3 separate regions of the Homo sapiens genome follow, and all the other regions are linked to region 3. Evidence: chromatin loops called from intact Hi-C (ENCODE). Cell type or tissue: IMR-90. All regions are shown on one strand. Links, peaks and the distances in the headings refer to the core of each region. The heading gives the core; the rest is flanking DNA.

Region 1 (2,500 bases), core at 1-2,500, 1.0 Mb after region 3:
ATGAAATAACAAGAAATAAGAGAAATGAAATTAGACTAGAAAAAGTGACATATTGATAATGTGGAAAAAGATAAAAGTCTCTTTCATAAAACAAAATAGCATCTGAATAAATAAGAGATAAGAGGTACTATCTAGGTGAACAATGATAATCAAAAAGTGTAAATTATGCCCAAGAATAAAGAGAAAGAATACTACAAAAAAATTGAAACAGAGGGCTTGAGAGCTACTTAAAAAGATAAATTTTCCTAAATGCAATTATGGCTCTAACAACTCAGTAAAATAGATCAAATTAGGTAAATATTAAGTAATTAAAGCCTACACTATCTAGATAACTGAAATGTTTGGTATAAATCAGAATCTTTCAACATTTTATATAAAGATACAATATTGAGTAGAATAAAAGTGTTGAATAATGACATTCTAAGAGGTAGAGCCAGTTCCGTGATGACACAGGAGTTAGGGGTTAGTGGCACCAGCCATCCTATTATTGACCCAGTTCAATTTCATGACTGATCCAGATTTAATAGGTGAAGATGCCAGGCATACTGATATTCTCTATTTGCTTTAATTTTCCATTTTGCTTTGAGTAGATATAGCCCAGTCCTTCCTTATAAGAATGTTGAAACAACCTCTCTGTTAACTAATGTGTTGTGTTGGGATGCCTAGATAACCAACCGTATCTTTAAAATGATAAGAAAAAGATGTAGTTTTGGTTTCATTTTATTTCATCACATTTAATGTCATTCAACTGTAAGTTCATATAGTAATTTTTTTCAAGTTAACCTAGCAAGACTTAAATAAAAGATGATGTCAACCTATTAAACATCTATTGAATATTTACTATGTTCCCTCCACCCAGACCCAAAATTCTTCAACCAACCTCTTAATAGGGATAACATAAAAAAAGTCTGAGGAGTGAGTTTTTCAGATGAAAGTGCTACATACATTCCAATTACCTGATTATTATTTGGCCAGTGCTCTGAGGGAAAAGTGCAGCCCTTATCTTTATGAAGCACTTGAAGTATTGCATCACAGCTGACACATAAAATGAAGGTTGGAAGAAGCCAAGTCAATACTGGTTTGAACACTTGCCTCAGGGGTCAAAAAATTCACAGTGAAGTTAATCTGTTGATCCTGAACTGAATTAGAAAAGATGCTATTATTTTCATTTAATTTCCAACTTGGAAATATCAAAATAAAAATTAAATTTCAATAAAAATAGTTTAAAAATTCATTAATTAAAATATTTGAGTAAATAATTTCTATGTAAACTTTTCTATAGACATCTCTCTGATAACATAAAAGACTGAAAAGAAAAGCATTCATGAGATAGAGATTGCACTAGGTAAATATTTTTTTCTGAATTTAGGTGCATCTATAGCAGCAGAGGTGGTTCAGAGAAGGGAGACAAATTCTCATAAAAATGTTGAAATGGGTCAAACTGCTCCCACCTCAAAGCTAAAGATTCCCATTTTAAGTCACAATAATTTCCTGATACCCTGAAGGAAAGAGATGAGGAAGCAATGAACTATAATTGTCAGAAACGTGATAGAACATGTAAATGTGATCATCCATAAATTTTGCTATGTAATTATAAAACAAAATTCATAGTGCCATTATGTGACTGCATAAACATCACCACATTTTGACAAAATCACCACCATCAACAAAAATAAACTATAAGCTCCATCTTGCAAATAATATGCTTCTTGTAGCTTTTGCTTATGATACAGGGGTGAAGTGGACAACGGCATTAGAGCTGAAGAGGGCGCATGGTAGATCCCTACCCTAACCCTGCTACTACAACAAGGTCATTGAAGAGCCTGTCTCCACAAGCCTCTAAATCAATCCTTTCATTATTGATTGGCTTGGCAGGAGATAAAAATGCAGTGACCTTTGCCATTTTGAGGGAGTAAGGCATCCACCATTCAGTCACTTTACTATTTGGTCTTGTTTAAGGAAAATATTTTTTTCCAGAATATTTTACCTTAAACAGAGAAGTCATTAAACCTGACTCAAATCAGGTTAATTACTGAGTTCCAGCACCAGCTTCTCCCTCCTGCCCCTCCAATTCTCCCCAGATATAGATGGTGAAGAGACACTAAAAATCATCAGTATGTGGGAGGCCCCTTCTCTAACCTCTTTTCTTCATCCACACAATTGACAAGTGCAAATCCAGCCTATAAGGAAATAAAAGAACTTCTTTCTCAATAAGAGCTTGGTGACACATTAATCTAAAGCAACATTGCTCCAAGGCTGCAAACTAGAACAGGCTCAACTCAGAGCAATGATTGTCTAAAATGTCCCTAGTGAACAATTTGAAGGAAGAGTCCTTCCCTCTATAGCCACAGAAGGTTATCAGAGCAAAACCTTATCTGTCATAAGACTCCCCAGATATCAAGTTCAGTGAGTGCCTAATCCCAGGAGCTGTTCTGCTGGAGGGAAAAGTGATTTCAGGCACTTCGCAGCCAGCTCAGTGCAGGGGGCTGGAGGATGATGT
Region 2 (8,193 bases), core at 3,552-6,051, 460 kb after region 3:
TTCATGAGCATGGAATATTTCTTCGTTTATTTAGTTCTTTGATTTTTTTCATCAGAGTTTTATAGTTTCCCTTTTATAGATTTTGTACATATTTTATTAGATTTATAGCTAGGTATTTCACTTTGGAGGTATCAATGTTAAAGGTATTGTATTTTAAAATTTCAAATTACGCTTTTTCATTGCTGGTATACTTTAGTCCCCCCTCATCCACAGGGGATACCAAGATCCCTAGTAGATAACTATAACCATGGATAGTACCAAATCCTGTAGATGCTATTGTGCTTTCTTTTTAAATCTGATAACTAAGATAGCTACTAAGTGACTAATGGGTGGGTAGTATATACAGCACAAATAAGCTGAACAAAAAGATGATTCACATACTGGGTGGGAAAAAGCAGGACACAGCAAAATTTCATCATGCTACTCAGAATGGCATACAATTTAAAACTTATGAATTCTTCATGGAATATTTTATTTAATATTTTTGGAGCAGGGTTGATGGCAGGTAACTGAAACTGTGGAATGCCAAACCATAGATAAAGCGAGACTACTGTATTGGTAAGCAATTGACGGTTGCATATTAATCTTGTATCCTGCAATCTTACTATTATGGCTTATTAGTTCCAACAGTATTTTTGTCAATGCATCACGATTTTCTACATAATCATATCATCTGCAAATAAAGATTATTTTGTTTCTTCCTTCTCAATCTCTACACCTTTTACGTTTTTTTTCTTGTCTTATTATATTATCTAGGACTTCCAGAGCAATGTTGGAAAGCAGTGCCTCTAAGAGGGGACATCCTTGCCTCGTTCCTGACCTTAGTGAAAAACCATTGAGTTTATCATCATTAAGTATTATGTTACCCGCATGTTTTTTGTAAACATTATTTATCAAGCTGAGAAAATTATCTTTATTCCTAGGTTACTGAGGTTTCTTTTTAAGTCATGAATCCATGTAGAATTTTGTCAAATGTTTTTTTCTGCGTCTATTGATATAAATGTGTGATTTTTCTTTTTAAGACTAGTTGATGTAATGAATTACATTTATTGATTCTTGAAAGTTGATACAATCTTGCATACTTAGGATAAATTACACTTGGTCATCATATATAATTTTTAAAAATTCTTTTTTGGGCACTAATATTTTCTTGAGGATTTTTACATCCATATTCAGAGAAACATTGATCTGTAGTTTTTTTCTTGTAATTAATGTATTTGTCTAATTCTAGTCTTCTAGTATGAGTTAGGAAGTATTCCCTCTGCTTCTATCCTCTGAAAGAGGTTGTAGAGAATTGGTATAATCTGCTACTTAAATGTTCGATAGAATTCTTTGGCAAACCCACCTGGGACTGGTGTTTTCTGTTTTTGAAGGTTATTAATTATTGATTCAATTTTGTTAATATATAAAAGCTTATTTCAATTGTCTATTTCTTTTTGTGTGTGTTTTGGAAAATTGTGTCTTTCAAGGTATTGCTCCATTTCATCTAGGTTATCAAATTTGCCAGCATAGAGTTATTCATAGTATTACTTTATTATCTTTTTCTTTTGAGATGGTGACTCTCTCTGTCACCCAGACTGAAGTGCAGAGGTACAACCACACCTCACTGCAGCCTCAAACTCCTGGGCTCAAAAGATCCTCCCACCTCAGCCTCCCGAGTAGCTGGGACTACAGGTGTGCACCATCATGCCTAGCTAATTAAAAAAATTTTTTTTTGTAGGGATAGGGTCTCACCATGTTGCCCAGTCTAGTCCTGAACTCCTGGTCTTAAGCAATCCTTCCACCTTGGCCTCCCAAAACACTGGGATTACAGGAATAAGTCATTGTACCCAGACAAAAAAATGTTAAATAAATAAATACAAAAATATTGAAATGGGCTCACAGTTCTAGTACTAGGTTTCACACAAGTAGATTTCATAATAGTGAGAAGGATATTTTGGAGTTGAAGCGAGAATTTGCGGGTCAAAGGAAGCCACATAAATAACTGGGAATGGCAGATGGGAACAAGGGCTATCTTCCTTCTCTAAAGTGTTTTGAAACATAAGTATTAGGGGCATGAAGAATGTCCATTTGAAAAAGTTTTTTGAGGTTAAAGAGAAGTGATTTTCTGAAATATTTTTTAGGAAAACCTGTTCCAGTATTATAGGGATTCTAGAGAGATCAGGGTAGGTGACCATGAAATGTATTTAAGAGAGCAAGGGATAAATTGACACAGAAAAAGGAAATAATGATAGTTAAAAAATAAGATTACTAAAAGCAAAAATGACATGGAGAGTATTTTACTTGGGGCTAGTAATTGGGGATCATAAAATAATAGAGGTTAGAGGTTGGGAGGAGGCTGAACGTGTACAATTGCTGAGTAGGTTAAGATTATTTTAAATGTATGTGTAAAATGAACTAATCCCAAGGTACCCATGTGAAGTATTTACCACTTAAAGACTTATAATGCAGAATCAAGCTCCTTGGTACTTACGATTTCTTGGGCTTTTGGTAATGGTTATGACGTGGGCTAATAGAAACTTTAAAAACATTGTGTGTTTTTTTTTTCATCAGAAGTAGAAATAATACGAAAAAACTCTTCTGCTCTGGCCTGCCTTTTTCAAGATTGAAACTGGACCTCACCCTCAGCCTTCTCGGTTCATGTTACCTCCATCCCTCAGCCACCTTGATACTGAAGCTGCTCCACTCCAGTAATCTCCAAAGTTGTAAAGCCAGCTAAGAAAAGATAACTTTCTCTTTTCACCACCCCAGGCTTCCAGACCTCAAATAATGATGAGGTTCTTCGTACAATTTTGTTTATAAAAGGAATATAACCACATTGTAGAAACTCTGAAAAACCAAGGAAACAACATCTTGGAATTATCTATAATCCGTCACTTTAAGAGAATCAATTATATAATTTCAGTGTATTATTCTGCACATTCATATTCTTACATATCTTCAACCACATAGTAAATTTAGTTTTGCATATTATTTTTTATATTTTAACCTACAGTCATGATTTTTCATGATTGCATGAAATTTATTTTATTTACCAATCTATGAGCATTATCTAGTGTTGTTATACATTGTTTCCAATCTTTCACTTCTGTTACTATCACTACTGAGCATCTTTGTGCATATGGTCTTTTCTGTATGTGAAATTATCTCTTTGGAGTGGTATCTCAAATCTGGGTTATTATGCTTAGAAAGCCTAAAAAGAATGGTTATTTTTTATTCTTGTTAAACACTTTGATAAATACTTTATATGTAATTTTTAAAATATTACTACTTATCTCAGTTCATTTATGTTGCTAAAACAATACCATTGGCTGGGTAATTTATAAACAACAGAAATTTATTTCACACAGTTCTGTCTGGGAAGTCCAAGATGAAGGCACAGGCATCTAGTGTACGCCTTCTTGCTACATCCTGAAATGGCGGAAGGTGGAAGGACTAGAGAGAGTGAACTTACTCCAGCAAGCCCTTTCTAATAACAACATAAATTAATTCATGAGGACAGAGTCCTCATGACATAGACACCTCTCAAAAGGCCCCCCTTCCCACTATTGCATTGGGGATTAAGTTTGCATCACATGAATTTTACAGACACATTCAGACCATAGCACTGCCCCTTTATCTGCATTTGGCATTATAACCTCATTTATGGACAGGGCATCTTAAGCTTAGAGAGGTGAAGTAGATGACACAGCTAGCAAATAAATGAAGCTGGATATGAGCCCAAAGCAGGGAACTAGAAATGAGAAGTTAATACCCTGGATAAGTCACAGCCCAAAAAGAATGTGGGAAGGAAGAGTTTGCAGTTGAGGTTAGCAGCATCAATGCTTTATAAAGGAAACTTCGTCCTTTTGACTGCAGTGCCTGTCTGCTCCGTATAGTGAGCCTGACAGACTATCTCCCTAGAAACTACGGAGTAATATCAAATTACTATATACATTAAATTATTTATAAATTAAATAAAAATAAATAAATTACATATACATTAAATATACATTAAATTACTTTGTATTACTTTAATATAAATATTAAATGTTACTTTATACCTTTGAAGTAGGAAAAGTTTGCTCATAATGTTGAGTGCTGACATAGACACTTAAGGCATGAAGGTAGCTTTAATTATTGGTTTAGTGGATGACCATATATATCAAATCAAAAGCTTTAAGGACCCATATCTCAGACTTAAGTCACTGATTTTCTTTCTATGAATAGAAATCCTAGAGATACTTTTCCCTCTAGTATTAAACTTCTGCCAACAAATTTAACTAAATAATAACTATAGATTTGAACAATAGATCCCAACTTGCTTAACAGTTAAATTTCCATGGTCAAAAATTAAGTACAAATATCCAATGATGTGGCCTTTAAAATGATGTATTTATCTTTCCATTTGGGCCTCATCACAGGACTATGGATAAACAAGTGGAAATTCCAGAAGTGCATTGTGGATAACAAACAAAGTTTGTAGGATTTTATCTGTAGAAACTCTCATCTGTACTTTAGTTACAAAGCAAAGTCAACCCCTGCCCAAGAATCTGGTATCTTTTAGTCTCTAAATAGTATTCCTTACATTAGTGATGAGACAAAAAGATGATCTGAAACCAGATCTACAGACATTCATTTCTTTTTCTGATTCTCAGAGGGATTCGCCAAAAGAATGAAATTCAGTCCTATGAAAAGAATTTTAGAAGCATGTGCAGTGAACTGGAATAATATGGGAGGAATGAAAAAAATAAATACATCATTCACCACAAAGAATAGGCTTTTAAAATTCCAACAGGAAAATATCCTGCTGTTGCCTAAGAAATGAATCATTAAGCTCTGTCCCACTATAAGGTGAAGCTATTTATTCATTTGCCTATAACACATGTGCCTAAGTTAGACTTTATTTTTTTTCTTTAGAAGATCTGATGTAATTCTGTTCAAGTCTAGAAGAATCTAAGCTTTCTATCTCGATGCTGTTTGCAAGTTTCTTTCTTGGGCTTCCTCTCCTTCAGTTTCCTTACTTGTGATTTTAATAAGTATAAATTTAGGCTAGGTGCTGTGGCTCAAATCTGTAATCCCAGCACTTTGAGAGGCTGAGGCAGGGGGATCACTTGAGACCAAGAGTTCAACAGCTTGGGCAACATAGTGAGATGCCATCTCTCCATTTTTTTAAAAGAATATAAATGTAAACATCGAGGAACAAAGTTTAAAGAGATTCCACAATGCTCATGAATATGTATATAAAATATATATCACATATTAAATACAATGAAAATCATTTGCTATTTAAAGGAGATACATAGCAAATAGCAAATGTTTCTTTATAAAATAAATGTGTTCTGTAAAAGAGCTTTTCCAACATCATAAACTCATAGTTATCAGAACTGACTAAAGATTATGGGTTTGATTTTGTCATTTCACAGCCATGTTTATTCATGTAGAAATATAGCTGGTGGTGAAAAGAGAACAGATCATGTAGGTTTATATTACTGGAGGGAGGGAGTGACAAAGCCTGGAGTTTCCTGAAGGAATAGTGAGAATAGAGCTGAGTACAGGCCAATTCCAAGAAGGCATGCCACGATGGGAAAAATAATCCAACTGGTGAAGTCTCCCTTATCTTTAACCAACCCAACATATACAAAGCCAGGACTGGAGGCCACATGGTCATAGGAAATAAAGGGGGATATGACAGCTTCTGCGCCATCCACTGAGTTAATGTTAAAGTGATAATTTGGGGCTGATGAAACTTGTCGGTGCAATGCCTTCACTTTAAGTGATAAAATTATAAGAACTAGGTTCATATAATATACATCCTGGTATAAACTGCACTTTAAAAATGCAAGCTGCTTTATCATAATCAAAACTGAGGTCTTCTGAACCAACAGTAAGAGATACAGTAATCATTTCTGTCCTAGAAATGTAGGTCAAATTCAAGCTTAATGTCAGGAACAGAAGAGACACAAAGTATAGGTTTCCTTTTCTTTCCTTCTGCTCCATCGAATCTTCACTACTTTCAGGCTGGGTAAGATGTATACAAAATCCATGGTCCAGACACCCAAAGTAATTCTCCACAATTGGACCATTAGTGGTGGATACTGATGATGCATTATTGCTCAGGCACATAGCTTTGTTTCTATGAAAGTTTTATATAGTGGAGCATCTGTGTTAAGCTATGCATCAATTAATATAAATATTACTTAAACGTTATTGAAATAAGGGATAGAGGAAATAAATTTTATTTTGTTGAGGTACTCTGCCAAGTTTGAGGGTAACTTGATTCCCAAGTGTATCAATTCCTGTTCTCTGGGAATAAGACACTGTAGGCAATTAGAAGTACGAGATATTAATTGGGAAAACACTTGTGAAGAATGTAGAATGGAGAGGAGAGGAAGGAGAAGCAGGCAGCAAGAACCTTCAGATGACACTAAGGAATGACACTTATGAAAAGAGAAAAGAAGGGACAGAGGACTGAATAAGAAGAGTAAGGCAGTACATCTCCAAGAAAGTCTAAGCCCGGCGGATGACGAGCCTTGGGGGAAAGATTGTTCCTTAGAAGAGTCCCTCATCAAGTAAAAATCACCTGATCACTACTTTCACCATGCTCAGTCATTAGCTGGGAGCAGCCAAGTAGTTTATGGCCTTAAAGTGAATGCTTCTTTCTGTCTACCAGGTGTGTAAGATGGGTCACTCTTGAAGGCAGGTCATGTACCTCCATGATGGCTAAACCACATCCAGAATTTCTGCACAACATGACCACTCAGAAGCCCTCCATCAATTTTCCAAAACTTTATTAAGTCCAGAACAAAGATAAAAAATTATAGTAACTTTTTCTCTTGTGTGCCATGATAGACATCACTAATCAATCATTGTAATCTTTTTCTGCTGATCTCAGACATAAATACATAATTCTTTTCAACACAGCTCCCTGGAAAGCCACTATAATGGACTTGGCATGTGAGATAAAACCTAACTGCTATTTCTGGTTAGGTCTCTGACCTTTCTCTGTGGATAGAAACAGAGATATAGGTCAGCATGAAATGTTATGAAAGTGAAATTTGGGCTTCACATATGGATGTTTGGCTGGACATCGACACATTTTCAGTGACTCTACATACAGAATTCTCTCAAAAGATATACATACTATGCTGACTATATATATTATATATATATATTATAGATACACATATTTGTATGTATACAGTCATGTTCCATATAATGGCATTTAACAGACTGCATATACCACAGTGGTCCTAACCATTCAAACATCATAGTACAAGGCATTACTCACATATTTGTGGTGAGGCTGGTATAAACTACTGAACTGCCACTTATATAAAAATATAGCACATTTGATTATGTACAATACATAATATTTAATACTGATAAATTGTTATAGATTTATGTATTTACTATATTATACTTTTTATGGTTATATTCTAGTGTTCTATTTATTTTAAAAAGTTAACTGTAAAACAGCCTCAGTTTTACAGTTCTTTGATTTCTTTCATCAGAGTTTTATAGTTTCTGTTTTATAGGTCTTGTACCTATTTTATTAGACTTACAACTAAGTATTTCATTTTGGTGGTGCTAATGTTAATGGTATTATATTTTTAATTTCAAATTACCCTTGTTTGTTGCTGTTATTCCAGGAAGTATTATTCCAAGAGGTATTTTGGAAGAAGGCACTGTTACCATAGAAGATGACATCTCCATGCATACTATTGTCCCTGAAAACCTTCTAGTGGGACAAGATGTGGAGGTGGTAGTAGACAGTGATATTGATGATCCTGACCCTGTGTAGGCCTAGGCAAATGTGTGTGTTTGTGTCTTAGGTTTTTTTTTTTTTTCTAGAGATGGGGTCTTGCTATGTTGCCCAAGCCGGAGTTCAACAGCTATTCATAGGTACAATGATAGTGCACTACAACCTTGAACTGCTGGGATCAAGTGATCCTCCTGCCTCAGCCTCCCAAGTAACTGAGACTACAGGCCCCCTCCACAACACCCAGGTATGTCTTAGTTTTCAACAAAAAGACAAAAAGTTAAAAAAAATAGAAAAAAGCTTATCGAATAAGGACATAAAGAAAGAAAGTATTTTTGTACAGCTTTACAATGTGTTTGTGTTTTAATTAGTTATTATAAAAGAGTGAAAAACAAAACTATTTAAAAAATTTATAAAGTAAAAAGGTTATAGTAAGCTAAGCTAATTTATTA
Region 3 (8,193 bases), core at 3,546-6,045:
ACCATCCCACCATCTTATCCTATTTTTCTTGGGGTCTAGTTCACGAACTTTTCTGTAATTTGAGTGAGTTTCTGTTCCTTGTAACTAAATAACCAAAGAATATAAATGGAAGAAAAAAAAGAAACATTTACAAAGTTGTGCTGGGGGTTCTAACTTACTGTACCATAGGATCGAGGAATGTCTTTACATATTTTTTGGGTATATTAGGTTGTCATATCATTTTAAATTAGAAGTGTGTGAAGGAAACATCAGAATGAAAAAACTACTAAAAAATAGGATAAAAAATTTGCCAATCATGTATGTGATAAGGGGTTAGTATCTAGACTATATAAGGAACTTTTACAACTCAACAACAACAAAACAAATAGCCTGACTTAAAAATAGGCAAAGGATATGAATAGACAATTCTCTAAAGAAGATATACAAATATTTAACAAGCATATGAAAAGATGCTCAACATCACTAACATAAGAGAAATGCAAACCAGGACCATAACAAGATATTACCTCACACCCGTTAAGATGGCCACTATCAAAAAAATAGAAAATAAAAAATGTTGCTGAGGATGCAGAGAAGTTGGAATCCTTGTGCCCTGTTGGTGGGTATGTAAAATAGAGAAGACATTATGGAAAGCAGTATAGAGGTTCTTTAAAACATTAAAAATAGAATTACCATAGATACAGCAACTATACTCTGGATATATATCCAAAAGAATTCAAAGCAAGAACTTGAAGAGATGTTTAAACAGCCATTTTACTTACATCACCATAGCCAAGAGATGGAAGTAACGCAAATGTTTATCAACAGATGAATGGATTAAAAAATGTAATATGTACATACAATGGAATGTTGTGCAGCCTTAAAAAGGAAGGAAATTCTAAAATATGTTATAAACAGTGATGAATCTCAAAGACATTGTGTGAAGCAAAATATACCAGTCACAAAAGGACAAATACTGTATGAATCTACTTACATGAGGTACATAAAGAAGTCAAGATCACAGAAGCAGAAAGTAGAAAGGTCATTGCAAAAGGCTTGGGAAGTGGGAGAGAAAATTAGTGTTAAGTGGATATAGGGTTTTAGTTTTGCAAGATAAAAAAGTTCTTGAGATCTGCTGCACAACATTGGGAATACACTTAATATTACTGAAGTGTACACTTAAAAATGGTTGAAATGGTAAGTTTTATATATATTTTTTACTGCAATAAAAGAAAGAGTCTGGGCATGGCAGTTCACATCTGTAATCCCACTTGAGGCCAGGAGTTTGAGAACAACCTAGGCAATATAGCAAAACTTCATCTATTTTAAAAATTAAGAAAGAATTAGCTGGGCATGGTTGCATGTGCTTGTCCTAGGCACTTGGGGGGCTTAGGTGGGAGGGTTGCTTGAGGCCAGGATATCAAGGTTGGAGTGAGCCCTGATGGGGGCCAGGCAGAGCAAGACCCTGTAAAAGAAACAGAAAGAAAGAAAGAAGGAAGGAAGGAAGGAAGGAAGGAAGGAAAGGAAGGAAGGTAGGAAGGAAAAATAAATGGGGGAAGAAAAGGAGGGAAAGAAAGGAAGAAAAGAAGGAAACTGGTGGCACAGTCATTCAGCTATTCAGGGCATATCATCAGTTTGTACTTGATCTTACCCTGAGACTGACCCCTGGAGCATCTGTGTTCCCTGGGAATATTGTAAAACTGAACAAAATATATAGCTAGGGATCCCAATCATTCTGCTGAGATTTTTTTTTCTTTGCTAGCCTTAGTAAAAAATTGAATGCTTGGGGGTCTAGGAGTTTTTCCCAGTCTGAGACACAGAGGTGGGAGACACTGAGGAGCTCCGAGGAGCTGTCATGAAGGCATCTGATACCACAGGGTTATTCGTCACTGTGTAGCAGGTCGGTCCCAACTGTGGGGAGCCCACACAGAAGGTAGGCAATGTGTTTGACCAATGGCATGGTGGGATGGTTTGGAATGGTTCAACATGGCAGAAAGGAGTGATTAAAAAGATAATCAAGAGAGATAGTAAACACAACATCTGAAGCAGAGGGAAGCCAGGATGCAGGTGGCATCTGAAATTACTGATTGATAAGGCAATTCCATACTTCTTCCCTTCTTTGAACTAAAAAATCTGGGATATTTATAGATACCTGAGAAGGAAGAAGGGCTGACATCCTGTTAATTTTTAGGCACTGCTCTCAATCTGTTGGATCCACAATGTTTTTTAATTCAAGAACCACCTGAGTTACCATTACAATTTGTTTTGGGGGACAATGAAATATGTAGACTCAGCCAGAAAGAAGGGGGTTAGGGGACTCTTAGCTGTGGGTATGTGGATAAAGTTAAGAAGGTGAACTGAGAAATCAAACAATTGAGAACGACAGATGCCAGACTCAAGAGCATGAATTTATCCTATAGGCCATGAGGAGCCAATGAAGATTGCCATGTAGTGTAATGACATAGGGGAAGAAAGATTATACAATATAGATTTAGATTTGATCCATGTGTGCAGGATGGCTTGGGGTTCATGCCAGAGGATCTGGCATAAAACCTTGTCTAACTAATGGGGGCCTTGATCATAGATGTGAAAGAAGAATGCTAAAGAGTAGATGTGAGGGACATGAAGAAAACAAATGTTAGTAAGATTGGGGACAGATTGGATGTCTAATTAGATGACTTACTCACTTTAATCTCTTGTATTAACTTTAATTGTTAGATACAACATATATTAAGCTACAATTCTATTAGTTAGTACGCAGAGTGAGTTAAATAGGCCATCACACATCTTTCAAGAGTTTCTAATTCAGAATAGGCAATCATAGTTTTAAAAAGCACACAAAACAAATTATGTAAGAAAATTAATGATTAGGAAGAGTCACCTTAAAATAGTGTACATTCTGAGTTACAATACATTTTAAAGGAAATGCAGTTTTATTGATTTCAAGTTTATATAGAACTAGGAGTTCTAGGTTAATATTAAGTAGAAGAAGTTCTGTTTTATTAACAGATAACATTTTAAAAATTAATATTAGTATTAATAGGTAAAATTTTTCAAAATAATTTTTAATCATAAAATTTGTCCTATCCATTTAAAAGTTTGGGATAAATTTGGTCAGAATTTAAGAAGTTCTTTAAAATATGTAATTATATTTGATACAAGTGTAAGATAATTTAGAAACCCAGAGAATAATATAAAATTCTGGGACTAGGATATTAACATTTCTAATGGTCTACCAAACCATCTGGGCAGCAATTCTAGAGGAGGAATTCAAGGAGTTGTTTCTGGAGTAGAAGAAGAAAAGTACTTGTAGGTTTGAGCCCGTGCCTCCTATATATTTGTTATGGACTGAAATGCAACCCCACAAAATTCATATGTTGAAGCCCTGACTCAGTATGTATTTGGAAATAGGGCTTTTAAGAGAGTAATTAAGATTAAATTAGATCATAGGTATGGGCACTAATCCAGTAGGATTGATGTCTTTATAAGAAGAGAGAGGGACACCAGAGCTCTCTCTCTTTCTGTGAGTGCACAGAGGAAAGGCCACCTGAGAGCATGGTGAAAATGTAGCCGTCTCAAAACAGACCAGTTCTGAACAAGATGTTAGTGGTCATTTTGGGATTTTCTCCTCATCTTTGCTAGTTGAAATCTTAGATGGTTGAATTTACATTATAGCTTCATGAATTAATTGAACTTACTTTAATTTAAAAGAATAGTGAAACTGGCTGGTTTTCAAAGCACCTCTGACCTCTAATATGTTCCTCTATCACGTGGACTTGTGTTGTCATAATTAAGATTTTACCACCCAGAATGGTGGGCAACACAGAGATCTGGAATATTTCTTCTTCCGTTTCTTTCTTTCTGTTTCTCTGTCTTGTATGATAGTGACGAGCATGTACTTATGAACTTAAAAGGCATAAGGAAAAATTAATATTCACAGAAGTAGTTGAAGTATACATGCCTTAAAAAATCTGTCATATGGTTTGCAATTGTTTCTTGTATTTATTTTTAAACTTTGCATTAAAGAAGCTGACATTCCTGTGGCCTTGGAACTAGACCCCAGCTTTCCAGGAAAAGTAATTTTTTATGGCAATTAGATGGCTTAGACCAAAGCTTTTAACAACTCAGAGTCTGTCGAACAAGAAGATATTATCTCAATTCCTTTGTTAGAAAAGAAGATTTAAATTTCATTATTACTTCTTATCCATTTGGGAAAATAATGCTTCTGGTAAAAATGCCATTATTGTGTATGTTAACATTTAAGATTTGCACATATAATTCTGTCATAACTCCTCTAAGCCTGATCAAGCCAAAAGATGAGTATTGGGAATTACTATTTAAAGAGGAATCAGTCAGAAAAATGCCTGAGTTACATTTATTCAGATTTTAATCAATTAATTGTTCATTTAATAACTTGCTTATTTATTTTTATTTACTAGGTACCTATATTATACGTAACACTATGGACAAATATAATAAAAATCAAAATGTGACACTACTAGAAATAGCTTACTCTAAGTCAATTTCCTTCCAATAATTTTAGGGCAAATAGATGAATTCTGATATTTTTTGTTAAAATAACTCTTCATTTAAAACTGTTGGTGATTCTAGCCTTCTCTTGAATCTTGTTAGAAAAGGCATATGATTGTGGCTTTGAATTTAATTTTACAAAGTGAGGTTTTCCAGCTTCATAATAAACTACAGACCTCATTTCCAAGGGAATCAGTCATAAAGGATGGAGAGTAAATATTAATGTTCCAGTTCCTAAAATGTCCTTTAGATGTCTCTGTTTCATATCTCATGTGGACCAATACAGCAGGCCACTGGGAAAGACATTGCCTGAAGCTGGCTTCCTGACAAGTTGAATTTGTCCTCAAAGGACAAACGAAGCTCTTTGAAAATAGAATTTGACAAAGTTAATGAAAGAAAAATGTAGATGATGGCATGCAAATATATCATTACTACTTCATAATATTTTTATAACCCAAAAAATCATCTATAAAGGGGAGATGTCCTTTTCTACTTAGCTTGCAGACAATTCTGTTGCATAATATAAATTTAACACTATTTGGTTTTGTAGTGCAATCTGTGTTTTTATTAAAGCATATTCATTCAAGCTGGTCTTGAAAGAATCTTGAATGAACAGTAGAATGAAAGCTAAGATGTGATATTGATAAAAGGGGACTTAAGTAAACATCTAAATAATGTGCATTGATAAACCTTAGCCTTTCTCCCTCTTAACATACAGAAAGTGAGTAGGTGTGGCTTAGGTCCAATGGGCAGTATATTAGGGGATTTCTCTATGGAGTAGTTGATTGGCTAAAGGGAAAAGATCTACATACTCTGAGATTTCTGGGTTTTAATCACCCTACAATGAGGCCCACCAATTCAAATGTTCTGCCACCCAGACAGAGCTACTGATTGGTTATAAATTTGAATAGGTAGACAGGGACCACTAGACATGTGAAGAAAGCATCTCATTTGAAAGTCAGAGCCAAGAGCAAGATGAAAGGAACTCAGAGGAAGTAAAGACAGTGTAGGAACAGAAGAAAAAAATGATAAGATAAATATCCTAGGGAATGCGGGAAATATATTTTACTTCTGAAGCAATAACAGGGAGCTATAAAAATAAAAGAATAAGAAATTCATAAGAAAAATATTTTCAGCAGAAGTAAAAAAATTTAATAGAAATACAAAAGATAAAGTGAAGACTCTTCCAGAAAATTAGAACAAAAAGAGAAAGACATAGCAGATAAGAAAGAAAATATTTTAAAAAAATCAGTCGACCAAATCAGGGTCAAAATGTTTAACTATTATGTTTTCAAGAAAGAGAATAAAAATCAGAGAGAGAGGGGAAAAAATCTTCAAGAAATAATGTAGGAAAACTTGTGAGTATTGAAAGCTTTGAATTTCTAGGTTGACAGCCATCTGAGTGCCCAAAAATGAATGATAGAAAATCTGCATCAACACATAACAACATGAAATTTCAGAACCGTGAGGATAAAAAGACAACCCTAAAAGTAGCCAGGTAGAAATAACAGGTCACATTCAAAAGATGGTACTCAAACAATGGAGAAGTCCCTTCAAACTTGTAAGGAGAAATGAATTACAACCCAGAATTACAAGCTCAGCCAAGCTATCAATCAACTGTGAATGTAGAATGATATTTTCCAATATGTGGGATCTCAAAAAATGTGCATTCTGTTCATATTTCTCAGAACACTATTATGTACTTCATCAGAAAGAGGACCAACAAAAAGAGGAAGCCTCTGCATCCAAGTAAAAGATGCTACATGACAGGAGAGGGATAAAGGGACTATCTAAACGATGGTGCAGGGAAGTCCCAGGATGACAATTGTGTAATGAATCTGAGAACAGTCAGTTCAGGTCAGAAAAATTAGCCCAGAGAACTTCAAGTAGTATGTTTCCAAACTAAACAGAACTGATACTACCCAGTGCTGCACATTTGATCGCTGAAAATTATACTTCCAACAAATCAAAGATAATCAAAATACTATTTTTGTCTTGCATCGTCCCTTTATAATTTTTCAGTGGTGGGATTTTTTTTTTACTATTTTTCTTATGAATAAATTTTCTAGAAGTCTACATAGCCAATGAGCTCACTCCTAGAAGCTATAGAGCCCTGGAGGCAGAAACAGACTAGCTGTTTACCAAGCCTGTTTCTTTTTCTTCTGTTGCACAAACATAGTGTTTCCCAGCTTCTCTTGCAGTTTTGCATGACCACGTAACTGAGTTCTGGACAATGCACATGTAAGAGGAAATGACATGGCACTTCAGGGCCATGGCTCATAACAAATCTTGATACAAGAGGCTTCTTGTTTTTTCTCCTATCAGATTCATGCAGAAATGAACCTAGTGGCTCCAAAAGCTGTATGTTAATGATGGTGGAACCCTAAGGTGGAAAGAGACTGGGTTTCTAAGTCACTGCTTGGCGCTTGCAGCATAGTCAACTGTGAATCAAGAACAGGCATGTCAGGTGGTAAAAAAGTATACTTCTATTGTCCTGCCATCACAGCACATCTAGCAAAACTGTCCTCTGGAGACCTGGAAGGCAAACCATGTTTCTAGTCAGCCTATGGCTTGGGAAAGGGTTTGGAAAGTCAGTCATGGGCTTTACCTTGTGTTTCCAGCAAAGTCTTACTAAAAAGGGATGAGCTTAAGAAAGACTTGGCTATTTTGAAAGCAGAAATGAAAGTGAAAAGAGAAAGACTGAAAATTTGGGCCCTTGAATTTGAGGCTTCAATCTTAGATATACTCTCAATATGTCAAATAGACTATCCAATTCCAGACCATAAATAAAACTGCATTTGGTTTAATATCCCATCTCAATGGCTCACCTGAAGTGGACCAGCTGCTTCCCGTGGAAGAGGGGCAGGTAATTTTTCTATCCTCTTGCCCACTTATATGCTACTTATAAGTTGTCATTGCTGTTGCCATGGGAATGGAGTCAGAGACTAGAAAGGCAAAGGATGCAGGGAAGTTTATGCTAGCTCTGATACTGTAAGATGGGCAGATGTCTGCAGGTGATTTTCCCTCTTTGGGTTGCTTTGGTGGCTCTGCAGGGTCACCCCCTGTGGGGCTCATCTGGCTGCAACAACTGCAGCTCTCTAGCCCAGTGCTCAGCCCCTGGGTTTAGGGAACCACTATCCACTCTCTATTTTGGTTAGAGGCTCATTACACTTCCAGAAAGTCCTTCTTGGACAGAGCTAAAGGTGGCCCCCAGCTAGCTCTCTCCTGAGGTCCTCATCTCCTCCACCAGAAATACTTTACTGCCCAAAGAGCTCACCAGTTGCCCCTCCTGCTCCAGTAAGCCTGTCAGATGCCAGTCTTACCCTCTCTCAAGCTCCAGGAGACTTATCTCAAACTCTCCAAATTGGCCAAGTGAAGCCCTTTTTGCAAAAGATAGCACTCCATTGCTCCCCTTGGAGAAGGTGAAACTCAGTCTAGCAACACATGTAAACACACACCCCTCTTAACAAATTGTTCTCATCTCCAATATTTGGACCCTTTTGTATTCTTCAGTGGGTTTGGAACTGCCCAACTGGTTCTCTGATAGCTCCTTTGAAAATCTACATTTTGGTTTGACAATTCTCTTTGGAATTTCATATATTATATATTGTGGTGAAAGCTGAAAATTCCAATTTAATGTTAATGAGGAAAAACTCACTGTTTCCTCTACTCTCAACACTTCAC

Evidence for each region. Hi-C counts contacts between places; a loop is a spot of excess contacts. Peaks named below come from ENCODE experiments on the same cell type or tissue, not always from the same donor. Only the 100,000 strongest peaks of a DNase experiment are listed, where the experiment ranks them.
Region 1: it touches region 3 in a loop (2.6-fold over the local background); 2 of 110 quality-filtered maps call a loop at or near these places.
Region 2: it touches region 3 in a loop (2.0-fold over the local background); 2 of 110 quality-filtered maps call a loop at or near these places.

The regions. Positions count from the first base shown.
Region 1 is chr4:142,346,418-142,348,917 of GRCh38, forward strand. The region is part of intron 7 of INPP4B (inositol polyphosphate-4-phosphatase type II B); the gene reads right to left. Among named protein-coding and RNA genes, the nearest start is that of INPP4B, 500 kb to the right of the region's middle. In IMR-90, for the core only: no CTCF peak of the experiment used is centred there; a DNase peak (open chromatin) is centred at 1,034.
Region 2 is chr4:141,797,789-141,805,981 of GRCh38, forward strand. No RefSeq gene overlaps it. Among named protein-coding and RNA genes, the nearest start is that of IL15, 170 kb to the left of the region's middle. In IMR-90, for the core only: no CTCF peak of the experiment used is centred there; a DNase peak (open chromatin) is centred at 4,793; H3K27ac peaks cover 508 bases.
Region 3 is chr4:141,341,587-141,349,779 of GRCh38, forward strand. No RefSeq gene overlaps it. Among named protein-coding and RNA genes, the nearest start is that of LINC02432, 13 kb to the left of the region's middle. In IMR-90, for the core only: a CTCF peak has its summit at 4,772; a DNase peak (open chromatin) is centred at 4,795.